2 separate regions of the Homo sapiens genome follow, and region 2 is linked to region 1. Evidence: read pairs that join two places in POLR2A ChIA-PET (ENCODE). Cell type or tissue: HepG2. All regions are shown on one strand.

Region 1 (8,000 bases):
CTTCCTGTGTCCACGTGTTCTCATTGTTCAATTCCCACCTATGAGTGAGAACATGCGGTGTTTGGTTTTTCAGTAAACATTCTTGTACAGTTCTCATTATACACACATACAAGTACCTTATAGTCAATAAACATTCGGTCGTGCAAATAAAAAGTCAATATGCAATCTTAGAATGAGGTTTAGGTACAATGAAACTCTAAATTTACCGTTTAAAAATTGTCATCATCGTGGGCATTTTGCACCTCTGTAGATTATTATGGTGTGGCCCTGAGACTGGGGCTTGTGGAAGAACTGACTGAAGATGTTTCCTTGGCCAGGGAGAGAGAGAGAGAGCTGTAAAACACCCTTGTGAAAGGTAGGGCTGGGATACTCAAGACTGTGCTATCTAACACAGTAGCCACTAGCCACAAGTGGCTATTTAATTTTAAACTTAAGTGTGTTAAAGTTAAATCAAATTAAAAATTCAGTTCCTCAGTTATAGAAGCCACATTTTAAGTGCTCAAAAGCCACATATAATCAGTGGCTACCATATTGAGTGCGAATACAGAACATGTCCATCATTAAAGAAAGTTCTGGCCAGGCGCAGTGGCTTACGCCTGTAACCCCAACACTTTGGGAGGCTGAGACAGGTGGATCACCTGAGGTCAGGAGTTCAAGACCAGCCTGGCCAACATGGTGAAACCCTGTCACTACTAAAAATACAAAAATCAGCCGAGCGTGTTGGCAGGCACCTGTAATCCCAGCTACTCAGGAGGCTGAGGCTGGAGAATCGCTTGAACCTGGGTGGTGGAGGTTGCAGTGAGCCGATATTGTGAATTCAAGTCAGGCTCAGTAGCTCACGTCTGTAACCCCAGAACTTTGGGAGGCCATTTGGAAGATTGAGGCAGGAAGATCACTTGAGCCCAGGAGTTCAAGTCTGCATTGAGCTATGATGGCACCACTGCACTCCAGCTTGGGTGACAGAGTGAGACTGTCTCAAAAAGAAAAAGAAAAAGCAAGTTCTGTGGGACAGTACTACTCCAGAAGTTATTTTATATAGTCCTATCTAGTAGCCAATTTAAAATTTCCTTTCCTGAAATGTAATTACTTCCATTATTACTAAACCTTTGATGAAGTATTTTAAATAATAGTAAGAGCTAACATTTATTGAATGTATGTATTGGTTAGTTTTCTTTGTTGCAGAAAACAGATTTCACTCTTGCTAATTTAAACATAAAAGGATTTATTAAGGGGTATGGATAGCTCATGGACTCATTAGGGAAGTTGAAGAAATAGACACTAGGATAAATATCCAGGAATGACTTTCAAAATTACACTGTGGTTGGGCACAGTGGCTCATGCTTGTAAACCTAGCACTTTGGGGGGCCAAAGCAGGAAGAGCGTTTGAAGCCACTAGTTTGAGGCTGCAGTGAGCTACGATTGCACCACTGCACTCCAGCCTGGGTGACAGAATGAGACCCTGACTCAAAAAAGAAAAGAAAAGAATTGCTAAGCAGCCACCACAGCTGTTGGCTCCAGAATAGCATTGCCTCTGCCCTGACCAGTGCCAGCAAAATGGATGCTTCCTGCTCTGTCTCCCCCTCCACGTGACTCATAGTTATCAAGTCTCACACAGTACAATCCAAATCATAAACAGAACCAGAGCTGCAAGGGTGTTTGAGAAATGTCATATTTAGCTTTCCATCCTCTACAGTCCAGGAAGCAAATCTAGAAAGGGGTTGGGATGGGTTTTGAGTGACCCAGTCCAAAGCATCTGCCACAACTTGCCAGGTGCCAAGTCTTGGAAACATGCCTGATCTCATTTCATTCTTACAAGAATTCAGTGAGGCAGGGACTATAATCATCCCCATTTGACAGATGAGGACACGACAGTCATGGTGGGGTGCATGGTATAACCTTAGTTGTGCATTGGAGAATTAAAAGAGGACCGGCTGGGCGCAGTGGCTCACACCTGCAATCCCAGCACTTTGGGAAACTGAGGTGAGAGGATCACTTGAAGCCAGGAGTTCAAGACCAGCAGCATAGCAAGACTCTGTCTCTATTTTACTTAAAAAGAAATAGACCGGGTGCGATGGCTCATACCTGAAATCCTAGCACTTTGGAAGGCAGAGGTGGGCGGATCACCTGAGGTCAGGAGTTCAAGACCAGCCTGGCCAACATGGTGAAACCCCATCTCTACTAAAAATACAAAACTTAGCTGGGCGTGGTGGCAGATGCCTGTAATCCCAGCTACTCGGGAGGCTGAGGCAGGAGAATCGCTTGAACCCAGGAGGTGGAGGTTGCAATGAGCCGAGATCGCGCCACTGCACTCCAGCCTGGGCGACAGAGTGAGACTCTGTCTCAAAAAAAAAGAAAAGAAAAGAAATAAAGATGGGCAACATAGCAAGATTCTGTCTCTATTTTATTTAAAAAAGAAAAAAAAGAGAAGGGCTTCTTGTCTACTCTTGGAGAGAAGTAACATAAAGAGGAGAAGAGAAAGCTGCCTGGAGAAATTGGGATGACCCATGAGAAGAAAGCATCAATCCCAACGTGTCAAAGGACAGCCAGGATGAATCTGAGAGCTCATGAGTAGTGCTGTTGAATGCGTTCATGCCAGATTCCAGAGTCCCTGCTCTCTCCCTAAAACCATGCTGCCCCCAATGGAAAGAACCAGAACTTACCCACCCATAGCAAAGACAGAAGGACACGGCCCTGGTTGTATTCCCACAACTCCACTTGCATCTGTGGCACAGAACACAGTGAGAAAGTGAAAAAACTCAACAGGGAAGGCTTCCAGAAGCAGGTGAGTTGTCAGTCGCTTTTAGAAGAGAAGCGAAGTGTTAGGCTGTGAGAAAGCAGATGATTTCAGATGGAAGAATTCACACGCCCTCATGCCAAGACTCAGAAGCTGAGAGGGGCAGCCACTAGAGCAAATCAAAGCAATGCCCTTGACTGAGGATAAAGGAAGTGAGTCAGTGTTTGGGAGAAAACAATAAATAAACTGGTGGGGAACCGGGGTGTGCGGCAGAATAAGATCATGTGAAACCCTTCCTGTGATTATAGTTTTATGAAAATATTAAACTATCTATTGAAATTCATTTTGGAACAGAATGAAAATCTTGGAGACTGGATCCTGGAAACTTTTTAACAAATGCCCCCACATGATTGATTGCCTGTCTTGGCTGTCTTGATTTGCCTGTTCTGAGGTCTAGCCTCCATCTCATCTCTCCTTCCCTGGAACCTTGCCCCAGCTTTTGGGACTTGGGGGCTGGGGCCTGTTTGCATCATTCTTTCCTGAAGACATTCTAATATGATCAAAAGATAACTATGGGCTGGGTGGGATGGCTCACACCTGTAGTCCCAGCTACTTGGGAGGCTGAGGTGGGAGGATATCTTCAGCCTGGGAAGTCCAAGTCTGCAGTGAGCCATGACCGAGCCACTGCACTCCAGCCTGGGCAGCAGAGCAAGCTCTTGTCTCAAAGAAGATAACCAGCCAGGCGCGGGGGCTCACACCTGTAATCCCAACACTTTGGGAGGTTGAGTCGGGCGGATCATGAGGTCAGGAGATCAAGACCATCCTGGCTAACACGGTGAAACCCCATCTCTACTAAAAATACAAAAAATTAGCCAGGCATGGTGGCAGACGCCTGTAGTCCCAGCTACTCAGGAGGCTGAGGCAGGAGAATGACGTGAACCTGGGAGGCAGAGCTTGCATTGAGCCGAGATCACGCCTGCACTCCAGCCTGGGTGACAGAGCGAGACTCCGTCTCAAAAAAAAAAAAAAAAGACAACTATGTCAGGGGAAGAATACATTTCTTATAAAAATATAGGAAATGAATCTTTTGGTGCTGGGAGATTCTGAATAATTTGAGAAGGGGTGTCTACACCCCAGAAATGTGGCTGTATGTATGATTCTTATATTGCTTAAGCTTTATTAAACAATATTATTAACTCATATTTTAACAAGTCTTTCCAGTTGCCAGGTCCCATGCTAAGCAATTTGATAATGTATTATATCATTTAACCCTCACAGCAATTAACAGTCTTAGAGGTCTTTGGTATCCCCATCTTACAGATGAGGAATCCCAAAGTACTGGGATTACATGCATGAGCCACCACGCCCGGCCGATATATATATATTATAAAAGTAATAGATTAGTGCATTCTCAGAAGAGCCCTCTCGCTAGAATAGCCAGAGCTCTCTGACCTTCTCAAGGCTCCTCCTAGTGAGAAAGACTGAGCAGCAAGAACAGAGACTTGTTGTGGTTAAATGTTAACTTGTGTTTATTTCTCTACAACTGCCTGTTGTTTAATTTGGCCAACCCAGTGCAGATTCTTTCGTAAGCCTGTATGTAATTTCTGAACACCAGACCTACGACCTTTACACACATGCTAAACATTTATAGAGTGGGAGCGTTCTTTTTCTCCATCAGTGAGTTAAGTAAATACCAACATCCTCCCCCCTGAAAAAAAGTATTCTTTGATCTACACTAAAGATAAACTGGCAGTAATTCACTGACCAGCTGAGGGTTTTAAAGCAGATTCTTTGATAAGCCAGTTAATTTCAGAGGGCACTGGGGCTTGTTTCTTCCTGATACTGGGTTTTAAGTCATAAAGGCTTAGCATTACAGAAATGGAAAGAGAACTTTTAACATGATCTCATCAAACCCCCTCAATTTAATGGATGAGAAAACTGTGAGCTCCAGAGAGAGAAAAGGCAGTTTAACTCGCAGATGTGTTAACAAAGAGCCATACAGAAATGTTTTGTTACACAACAATTCCTGCGGCATTTTAAGCCTTCTGTGGTTATTGCGTTTTGTTTCCTTTATGATCTGGTGATGCAAGGACAGTATTTGGGCCTGGAAATGGAAACCTGGGGACGCTAATCCTCAGCTTTGTGCTGACGTCAGAGATATTTGAGAATCGTTGCTGCCCCCTGCTGGAAGTTTAAGATTTCATGGTCTCTCAAGATTATATGGAATTTTTGTAATGGTTTAAAAAATTGGAAAAGTAAGCTTTCCTTTGGTCAAAATTTTTAGGCCAGGTGTAGTGGCTCATGCCTGTAATCCCAACAGTTTGGGAGGCTGAGGTGGGAGGATCCATTGAGGCCAGGAGTTTGAGACCAGTCAGGGCAATATAGCAAGACCCCCTCTCTACAAAAAATACATAAAAATAAAATAAAATAAAATTTTGAACCAGCATGAAAGAGTATAAAGAGAAAAGAAAAATCTTCCCTTCCTAGTTCCATTTTCTAGTTCTATTGCTAGCAATTTTTTAACATTCTTTCACAATTTTTTCTATGAATGTATCTATATATATATATATCCATATGTATATAATTTTTATCCACAAGTAGGATAATACTGATACCCTGTTTTGAAACTTGCTTTTCTTTCTTTTTTCTTTTTTTTTGAGACAAAGTCTCGCTCTGTCGCCCAGGCTGGAGTGCAGTGGTGCAATCTCTGCTCACTGCAACCTTCTCCTGGGTTCAAGTGATTCTCCTGCCTCAGCCTCCTGAGTAGCTGGAATTACAGGCGTGTGCCACCACACCTAGCTAATTTCTGTAATTTTAGTAGAGACAAGGTTTCACCATGTTAGCCAGGCTGGTCTCGAACTCCTGGCCTCAAGTGATCTGCCTGCCTCGACCTCCCAAAGTGGTGGGATTGCAGGCACGAGCCACTGCACCTAGCCGAAACTTGCTTTTCTCTTTTTTATTTTCTTCATTTGGAAGAGGTAATACATTCAAAAGATTCCTAAGTTTAAAAAATTGTCTTTTACATCTTTTCAAAGCTGTATGTAGTGACAAACCTCATTCCTTCTGATGGAGGCATAATATTCCATTGCTTGAATGTATCATAAATTATTTATTCAGTCCTCTTTTGATGGATTAAAAAGTACATCTCGGTAAGAATAGGGACTTTATTATAGGTACTTTGTTTTTGCTGTTCCTGATAGTGGGAATATGTCAACAGAATGTGTCTAATGAATGAATAGACATTTGCCAACTCTCTAATATTTGTCCATTTCAAAAATGCTGCATTGTTGGGATCTCAAATCTAAGCAAAAGAAAAAAATTGCTGCCCTGAATATCTTTGTGCCTACATTGTTGGCATAGGATGGAGCTGGGAGAAACCATAGGTTCAAAATACATGTGAATTTTAAGTTTTGATAGATACTGCCAAATTGTTACTTTTGATGAGGAATATAATAATTTGATCATTTCCCTACTTGACAGGGCATCAAAACCAGAATCTCCCAGAGAGTTTAATTTAAAATAGCTCCTTTCTGCGCACCCCCTCCATGCTAATTCAGCAGGTAGGGGAGGAATCAGAATAGATTCCTAGTTCAGCAGTTAGGAGAAGAATCAGAAATATACAAAATTCCCATTGCTGGGGAATCTGTATATATAACGATGCTCCCTCAGGACTGGGAAGGGCCACATAATCTATCCATTTCTTGCCATGTAGTAGCAGATGGGAATGTGCTCATATAGCCTAATCTTAATAGGGTTACTCACATGTTACGCACTCCATGTTTACTGACTGCCTGCTGAGTGCAAGACCCTATGCTCCCTCTTCCAGAGGCAAGACAGAACTGGGGGTGTGGTGTGGATTTCTCCACTCCCACGGGTGGCAATGCTGGGGTGAGTGGGTGCGTTAGTTGCTGTACCTGCTGGCCCCTGGCTGGGGGTTGGGAAGAAAGCAGTGTGTGGGTGAAACTCAGGAATCCTGCAGCACTCCAGTGCCCAGAATTTTTAAAAGGCCCAGCCCTGCTCTCAGCAACATGTATCTATCTCTAGTAAAAACAAAGCTGGCGCTTCTGCTAGATCTTCTTGGGTGACTTCTACCAGGGTTTCCCCGAAAGCTGGTATGTGGGACAGGGCACAGACATCTCCCTCTGGGCCCTACTAAACCAGTTAAAATAAGCAGATAAAACCCACATGCGAAATGCGCCATGGACAGTCAACAGATGACACTCATAAAAAGAGATGACAGATTTCACCATCATTCACGACCCACCCAAATGTCACGTCCTCTGGGCTCTTTCCAAGGCAGCTCCTGTCCCAAGTGGGTGTTGTTTCCATGCAGTGCATGGCACTGGAAATATAACAACAAAAGAAAAAAAGATACTACCTCTGCTCCCAGAGGCTATGTAAAATGTCTCCTATCTGCTTTACTGCATGATCCCATCTGATGCTCCCAACCAACAGTGCAGGAAATTCAGAGAAGTTAAATAACCAGATAAAAGCCACACAATTTGTTTAGTACAGTGGTCTTCACATTTTTTTGCTTGCATATTCCATCAAATAATTTTGAAAAACTGTATGTCCCTAGAAACAAGTCTACACATACATGGTTACTTAATTTATAACAAAGGTAGCCCTACAGAGAGTAGAGAAAAGAGATATTTTTAATAAATGGTGCTAGGATAGCTGGATACCTATATGGAAAAAAATGAAATTGGACCCTGCTTCATATCATTTGCAAGCATCAAATTCAGGTGGATAAAAGACTAATACGTGAAAGGCAAAAATCTACAACTTTTTAGAAGATAACATAAGCTAATATCTTCATGACTTCTGAATAAGGAAGGATTTATTAAACAAGCAACTAACAGCACTCACAATGAAAGAAAATGATAGATTCAGCCAGGTGCAGTGGCTCACGCCCATAATCCTAGCACTTCAGGAGGCTGAGGCAGGAGGATCCCTTGAGCCCGGGAGGTTGAGGCTGCAACAACCCAAATGTCTATCGATAAGAGAATGGGTAAATCAATTGTGGCTTTTTTTTTTTTTGAGATGGAGTTTCGCTCTTGTTGCCCAAGATGGTGTGCAATGGCACGATCTTGGCTCACTGCAACCTCCACCTCCCAGGTTCAAGCAACTCTCCTGCCTCAGCCTCCCGAGTAGCTTGCATTACAGGTGCACGCCACCATGCCCAGCTAATTTTTTTGTATTTTTAGTAGAAACACGATTTCACCATGTTAGCCAGGCTGGTCTCAAACTCCTGAACTCAGATGAT
Region 2 (8,000 bases), 130 kb before region 1:
AGTTCGAGACCAGCCTCACCAACATGGAGAAACCCCGTCTCTACTAAAAACACAAAAAATTAGCCAGGCGTGGTGGCGCATGCCTGGAATCCCAACTACTCAGGAGGCTGAGGCAGAAGAATCGCTTGAGCCTAGGAGGCGGAGGTTGCGGTAGCCGAGATCGCGCCATTGCACTCCAGCCTGGGCAACAAGAGCAAAACTCCGTCTCAAAAAAAAAAAGAAAGAAAGAAAAGAAAAGAGAAAGAAAGTTCCACATCCCAGGAAACCCCTTATCCTAGACATCACAGGAAACAACTCAGTCCTGGACAAACCGGGATGGTTGGTCACCCTTCTTACATGATCATTTCTTAAAGCCGAATTCATAACCAACATTCACAACTGAGAGGATTTCTCATGAAATATTCCAAATGTCCAGAATCTCTTAAAAACTGGACAGCTTGGTAACTCTGCACCCAAATTTTGCACATGGAAACAATTGGCTGGTGTTGAGCGGTAGCAGCTTCTCCCCGATGGATCAAGCACTCACTGCTTTGCCACAGTCCCCATCACTCCTTGTCTTACATACACCCGTCCACTTCACTCCAGGTATTACCTGCCTGGCTCCTGTAGCATTAGAGTTTGCAACCCTTGAGGTAAATGTACTCTAGCCTTTGAAGAGCTTACAAATTTAAGAGATGGCCGTGCACAATGGCTCTCACCTGTAATCCCAGCTACTTGGGAGGCCAAGGTGGGAGGACTGCTTGAGGCCAGGAGTTTGAGACCAGCATGGGCAACATTGGGAGACTCCTGTCTCTATAAAAATTTTTTTCTTAAAATTATCCGGTTTGGTGGCATGTGCCTATAGGCCCAGCCACTCCAGAGGCCAGCCTGGGCAACAGCGGGAGACCCCCGTCTCTAAAAAACAAACAAACAAAAACTTAAGAGACGAAACTTTTAAAAGCTGACCCTGGGTTACTCCTTTCCAAATGTTCCAAGATAGGAATATTTTAGTGGCTACAAAACACCATCAATTTTCTTCTTCTTTTTTTGAGACGGATCTCGCTCTGTTGCCCAGGCTGGAGTGCAGTGGCACAATCTCGGCTCACTGCAACCTCCACCTCCCCGTTCAAGCAATTCTCCTGCCTCAGCCTCCCGAGTAGCTGGGATTACAGGTGCATACCACCATGCCCTGCTAATTTTTGTATTTTTAGTAGACACGGGGTTTCACCATCTTGGCCAGGCTGGTCTCGAACTCCTGACCTCAGGCAATCCACCCACCTCGGCCTCCCAAAGTGCTGGGATTACAGGTGTGAGCCACCGCGCCTGGGCAAAACACCATCAATTTTCTTACTTGTGCTCTTACTTAATAAACAAAGTAATGTAAACAGTGAGACTTTACACTGTTTGCCATAAAACTTAGTGGTGGTGGTGTTCAACGTAAAAAAAAAAAAATTAAAACTCCGCTGTTTTCATCTTGAATTGACCCTCAAGCACAAATTCTAGTTGCAAGTAATAGAAACCGAATCTAAAGTAGTTTCAGGAGAGAGACTGATTTAATGACTTCTGTAATCAAATTACAGACCAGTGGGAGTGGGTATCTGGATCCACGGTCAACTGGATTCAGAAACTCCAGTTCTGCTCAAGCCAGAATTCTGTTCCAGGTTCTCTGCAAATCGGCTTCATTCTCTCAGGCCAGCTACTCCACAGGGAAGGGGAAATGAACAAAGGCAGCTCTGAGCTGACATCCTTACTATTTGAAACCCAAAAGGTGGAAATGTTGTGGAGAGAGGGAGTACACTTTTTTCTACTAGTTGGAAAAATCCTAGGAAAGAATTTCTGTTCCTGGGCCTATCTAGGGTCTGTTCCCAGAAGAAAGGAGGGATGGGTTTCAAGCAGGCCCAAATCATATCTACCAACAGGTCACTCTCTGTGGGTTTTAATGATCTTTAGAGTCCTCCAGGTTGGAAGCTCTTCTCTGTAGTCTAGTTTTTTTGGTAGCAGTGATAGTAACCATAATTGCTTACAATGCGCCAGACACTATTTTCATTGCTTTGCATATTACATGCATGTGCATAAATACATATTATCTCACTTAATCCCCTCAACAACCCCCTAAGGGAGTTTATTCTCCCTGTTTTACAAATTTGGAAACTAAGACACAAAGCAGTTAAGTAGTTGAGACGCTTGCCAAGTGGGCCCGACATCAGCTGTGAACTGAACCCAGGCGGCCTAGCCAGAAATCACAGGGCCCAATCATATCACAGCTGCCTATCTGAGAGAGCTATATACTAGACTATAAAAGATTTGTCACAAACGCCTGCGTGCTGGCAATGCGCAAAGGTGTGACCAATAATGGTGTGGCTTTCCATCTGTGAGCGTGGGTTGGGGACTGGGTGAGAGGTCTCCCAGATTCCTGCCATGCTTGCTACCTGTGCTGGGAAATCCGGCTTTGATCTGCCCCTGGAGCCACCGGGCACAGCACTATCTGTTTATCTAGCTCTCCGCCAGGCACCTTGCCTCAGACTCTCCCGCTGCTGCATTTTTACTTCTCATCAAATCTGCATCCAGTGACCCGAGTCCTGCATCAGTAATCAGAAAAATCATGTTTTGATTTTTTGTTTTGTTTTGTTTTGTGTTCCTAGTCTAGACTCTGTTTCTAACAGAATACAAATAGCAACATGTTTGTTGATTGTCTGGGTTTTAGAGGACTTAAACTCAATTGAACAAATGCGTAGTGAGTTTCTACAATGAGCCTATGTGGCCAGAGGTTATAGCAACAAGTGAGAAGCAGATTCTGCCCTTAACAACCAAAAAGCTACATTTTTAAAAAAGGACTTATCTCTAAACTCTCCGTTCTGGATTAGGCAAAAGCTTTCTGGATGGTCTGGGTCCCTTCAGTTTCTCGATGTTTTCAATTCTTTGAAAGAGCTGCAGCCAGTCTAGTGGCTGTAGAATGCCGCTTTCATCGACAGCAGGAACGTCTTTCCTCCCACCCCAGGACTAAATCGGACCTTTAAATCAGGCCTTCTCCCTTACCTTGGGGTAACCCAACCCAAGTGAATTGATTTGCTCCCTGCATTGTTAACCTGTGGGAATTAAGCTTGTCTATTGTTGTCTCCTGGTGCACACCCCTTCTTTGTAATTGACCTTCATCCAGAATTCTTGGTAGGCTTAGGCAGCCATATTTTAATCACATGATTTTCTTCTTGGCCACAGCTGATTGGTTCTGAGTGATCACCTGACCCAGCCCATGGGCTGAACTGAGCCAATCGGCTTCTTTGTCCTTCAGAGTCTGACTTAAATAGTTCAGAGAGTGAATGAGGAAGGTTGGGCCTGGAGCAGGAGAGTATTGTGGCATTAAGATGTCAAGCTTGCACCAGGTAAAATCCTAATAAGAGAGATAAGCCAGAGGATGAAGCCTATGTACAGAAAAGAGCAGAAGTAAGAGACCATCCATGAGGCATGATCGCAAGAGAGGAAAGGAGAGAAGGAGGAGGGTCGGTGCCCAATTTACCAGGTCTCTTTTGAATCCATGTCTTAGCCTTGGATGTCTGATGCACCTTTCAATAAACTCCCAATTTATTTGAGCAAGTTTGGTACGGCCTCAGTTTCATGCAACTTAATTGATTAGAATATCAAAATATTTTGCCCATATTATGATTATCACAGTTATTACAATAAAAGATAGATATTCTGCCTATCCCCAACAGATGGTCATGTCTTTTTTTCATCTTTCTGTCTCCACTACTTTCCCTTGCCTCTGTGCCTAGAGCGTAGCATGTGCTCAATAAAAGCTTGATGAAAGAATGAAGGAATGTTCATCTCCTCTAAATTTCTCTGCCTGGCTTTCCAGCCTTCCCCCATCTGGCCCCGTATCTAACCTCATTACCCACTACTCCTTACTCCACACCCTCCACTGTGGTTAAACCAGTCTCACCAAGGCATCCGGCTCATTTCTCTGGGCCTTTCCTCATGCTGGAATGCCCTCCTCCCTCTTCTTCACCTACTTATCCTTCTTAAATCAGCCCCCTCCTTCTCCATCCATTCTTCAGACATTTACTGAATGCCCACTGTGTGTCAGACATTATGCTAAGCGCTGGGCTACAGTGGGGAAAAAAACAGATGTGCTTTCTGTAGCCATGTTACTTATTGTAAAAGGGGAAAGATGTATTCGTTTTGAAGAGAAACCAGAGTATATGTTGCTTATTGTCTTACAAACCTTCCCTGTGAAGTTTCCTCCAAGAGCTGCACCACCCCCCGCCATCTCCTGCTCATCTTCCTCCTCGCTTACCTCGTTTAATTCTTCCTAACTCACATCACTGTTTGTTAACAGGTTCTCTTGAGTTTGTTTTGCCCACCAAGCCTCCTCCTATTAACTGGATTTTATGTGTCTTCAGGGCTGAAGCCTGAATCTTGTACTTTTTCTATTTATACTTACGTGGCTCAGCAACAGGGACACAGTGGGCACCTAAAAAATAACTCTTCACTGCCTGCCTGCTTGATCAAAAATGTCTCCTGCCCTCCTGGCCTGGTAAATGAAAGGACAGAGAGGTATTTGTCTGTCTTTGCAATCCCAGGAATAAACATCAGCCTGGATTTCAGCTGATCCCCATAACCCTGGCCATAAAGCACCATCTAAAGCCAGGGGAGAGATGAACAAATAGAGGTTGTATTTGTTCTGTTTAGTCCCGGGTACTCTGGGGGAAGGCTTCACAGACCTCCTCACCACAAACCCATGCTAACAAACAAGAAGCCACTTCTCTGGCAGTCTCCTGTACAGTGTCCTTTTACCTGGGAGTCAGCTCCCTTGTCTCCAGCCCTTTTGAAAGACACCTTTCAGCTCTGTGTCTTTACTGGGTGGAAGGGAAAGAAAAATTAGGGGCACTAGATTTCATTCTCTCCCCAGACATAAGCAAAGGTAGTCCACCCCAGACCGAGCTCAGCAAAACCTCACCACAGAGTTTCTCTGCATAAAGAAAGTGCCTTTTTGAAACACAAAGTCAGTCTTTCAAATCAGGAAGGGAAAAAATAACCCACCAACCAACCCCAAACCTGCACTTGGCCAAAATCCTGAGGTTGGTGGCAGGATTGAACTGAATCATTTCTCTTTACTCTGATTGCATCAGCGACAGGCAGCTACTTGGTCCCCAGAAGAGGCCTCATGCCATGTTTGTGCCTAATTTTGATTCCTTATTTTCTTGTAAGCAAAGCCATCTTAACTAATGTGAGATGGGAATTGGGTTCAACCCAGGTGGCTGAGGCCAGAAACTGATAGTTGTGAGACAGAAACTGTTATACCCATTAGGGGCTGTTCCTCTTAAGTCTAAACTAGCTCCATCTCTCTGTTCCCTGTTTGAGAGGTTCCATGATACCTTTGACATGAAGTCCTAGCTCTTAAGTATCCTAAGTTCTATGTAGTGATAACTACAACTTTTTGAGCAAAGTCTTCCTAAGTACTCTGCCCTTGCCTAGACATTATATATAAAGTATTTCACTGGATCCTTTAAGAAAACAAACACCCCATGAGGTAGGTGCTATGGTTAGATCCATTTTATAGATATGGAAACTGAGGCCCAGAGAAATTAGGTGCCTTGTGCATAGCTGAGGCGGGACTTGGACCCAGGCTGCTGACTACAAAGCCTACACTCTTTTTTTTTTTCTTTTTTTTTGAGACAGAGTGTTGCTCTTGTTGCCCAGGCTGGAGTGCAATGGTGCGATCTCGGCTCACCGCAATCTCCACCTCCAGGGTTCAAGCAAGTAGCTGGGATTCCAGACATGTGCCACCATGCCCAGCTAATTTTGTATTTTTAGTAGAGATGGGGTTTCTCCATGTTGGTCAGGCTGGTCTCAAACTCCTGACCTCAGGTGATCTGCCCGCCTCAGCCTCCCAAAGTGCTGGGATTACAAGTGTGAGCCACCAAGTCCAAAAGCCCACACCCTTAATCACTGTGCAAATGAGTCTCCCTTTCTTCTCACCTTTCCAAGGACCCCCCATTCTCTAAAGACTGAAGGAAATTCCACCCCCTTCCAGATATCTGCAGCCCACTCTGAGCTCTCCCTTAACTGACTGACTTCCTCTAGTCTGTTAACACCTCGCAGGACATTTTGAAATCATCATTCATTTGTGCAATAATTATTGAGCACCTATGTATGCCAGACGCTGTTCTAGGAGACCCAGCTGTGAACAGAACAGACAAAAGTCCTTGCCCTCACGGACTTTACATTCTATGGAAGCAGACTGACACGCAAAAATACAAATACACTTTGGGAGGCTGAGGCGGGTAGATCGCTTGAGCCCAGGAGTTAGAGACCAGCCTGGGCAACAGGGTGAAACCCCATCTCTACAAAAAATATAAAAATTGGCCTGGAGTGGTGCTGTGTCCCTGTAGTCCCAGCTACTCCGGTGGCTGAAGCTGGAGAATGGCTTAAGCTCAGGAGTTTGAGGCTGCAGTGAGCTGTGATGATGCCACTGCACTCCAGCCTGGACAACAGAATGAGACCCCATCTCAAAAAAAAAAAAAAAAAAAAAGAATATAAATACGTAAAAAAATTATATTAAGGCCAGGCGTGGTAGCTCACACTTGTAATCCCAGCACTTTGGGAGGTCAAGGCAGTGGATCACCTGAGGTCAGGAGTTCGAGACCAGCCTGGCCACCATTGTGAAACCCTGTCTCAACTGAAAATACAAAAATTAGCTGGGCATGGCGGCACACACCTGTTGTCCCACCTACTTGGGAGGCCGAGGCAGGAGAATGGCTTGAATCTCGGAGGAGGAGGTTGTAGTGAGCCAAGATCACGCCAATGAACTCCAGCCTAGGTGACAGAGCAAGACTCCATCTCAAAAAAAAAAAAAAAAAAAAAAAGAAAAGAAAAAAACTGTATTAGATAGCAATAAGTGCTAAATTGAGAAATAAGACAGAGAAAGGAGATAGAGAATGTGTCAGAAAAGGTAGAATTGCACACAGAGTGGCCAGGGCAGGCCTTACTGGGAATGTGATACCAAACTTCAGAGCTAAGAAGACTGAGGCATGGAAAGGGAAGGGCATTTGAAATGGAGGGAAGGGAAACTACAAGGGCACAGAGGCCGACGTGTGCCTGCTGCACTCAAGGAACAACGAGGGGACCAGCGTGACGGGAGGAGGACAAGTGAAGGCAAGCATAGTTAGGAATGCAGTGAGAGAGGTGAGAAGAGGACACCAGCCTCTGTGGAGGCCTGCAGAGCCTGGCGAGGGTGTTGGTGTTTATTCCGAGTGGAATGGGGAGCTCGTAGAGGATTCTGAGTAGCCTAGTGTGGGGTGGGAAAGTGTGATGCCTTTCCTCACCCATCATAAAGGTCACTGCCAACACTCCTATAACAAAAGATAGGTTAACAAGAGAAAAGCCTAACACGTTTGTTTGTTTATTTATTTATTTGAGACTGAGTTTCATTCTTGTCCCCCAGGCTGGAGTGCAATGGCGCAATCTGGGCTCGCTGCAACATCTGCCTCCTGGGTTCAAGCGATTCTCCTGCCTCAGCCTCCTGAGTAGCTGGGATTACAGGTGCCCGCCACCACGCCCGGCTAATTTTTGTATTTTTAGTAGAGACGGGGTTTCACCATGTTGGCCAGGCTGGTCTCTAACTCCTGACCTCAAGTGATCCGCCTGTCTTGGCCTCCTAAAGCGCTGGGATCACAGGCCTGAGCCACCACGCCTGGCCCTTACACATTTATTTAATCAAAGGTTTTTTTTTTTTTTAATGCTTTAAGTTCTAGGGTACATGTGCACAACATGCAGGTTTGTTACATATGTATACATGGGCCATGTTGCTGTGCTGCACCCATTAACTCATCATTTACATTAGGTATATCTCCTAATGCTATCCCTTCCCCCTCCCCCAACCCCACGACAGGCCCCGGCGTGTGATGTTCTCCACCCTGTGTCCAAGTGTTCTCATTGTTCAATTCCCACCTATAAGTGAAAACATGTGGTGTTTGGTTTTCTGTCCTTGTGATAGTTTGCTCAGAATGATGGTTTCTAGCTTC

Evidence for each region. ChIA-PET counts read pairs that join two places held together with the same protein. Peaks named below come from ENCODE experiments on the same cell type or tissue, not always from the same donor. Only the 100,000 strongest peaks of a DNase experiment are listed, where the experiment ranks them.
Region 2: POLR2A ChIA-PET joins it to region 1 with 16 read pairs; 8 of 35 experiments call an interaction of 5 or more read pairs at or near these places.

Annotation. Positions count from the first base shown.
Region 1 is chr16:69,393,127-69,401,126 of GRCh38, reverse strand. No RefSeq gene overlaps it. Among named protein-coding and RNA genes, the nearest start is that of TERF2, 11 kb to the right of the region's middle. In HepG2, CTCF peaks have their summits at 2,632, 4,191 and 4,889 (motif pointing left); DNase peaks (open chromatin) are centred at 2,616, 4,356 and 4,836; H3K4me3 peaks cover 1,255 bases.
Region 2 is chr16:69,518,146-69,526,145 of GRCh38, reverse strand. It overlaps LOC105371325 (a long non-coding RNA gene), which reads right to left and starts at 3,471. Exons shown (of 3, transcript XR_933697.3): 1 at 3,066-3,471; 2 at 2,409-2,558; 3 at 1,589-1,675. RefSeq lists an enhancer at 2,036-3,235. In HepG2, no CTCF peak of the experiment used is centred here; DNase peaks (open chromatin) are centred at 3,215, 4,635 and 5,081; H3K4me3 peaks cover 1,368 bases.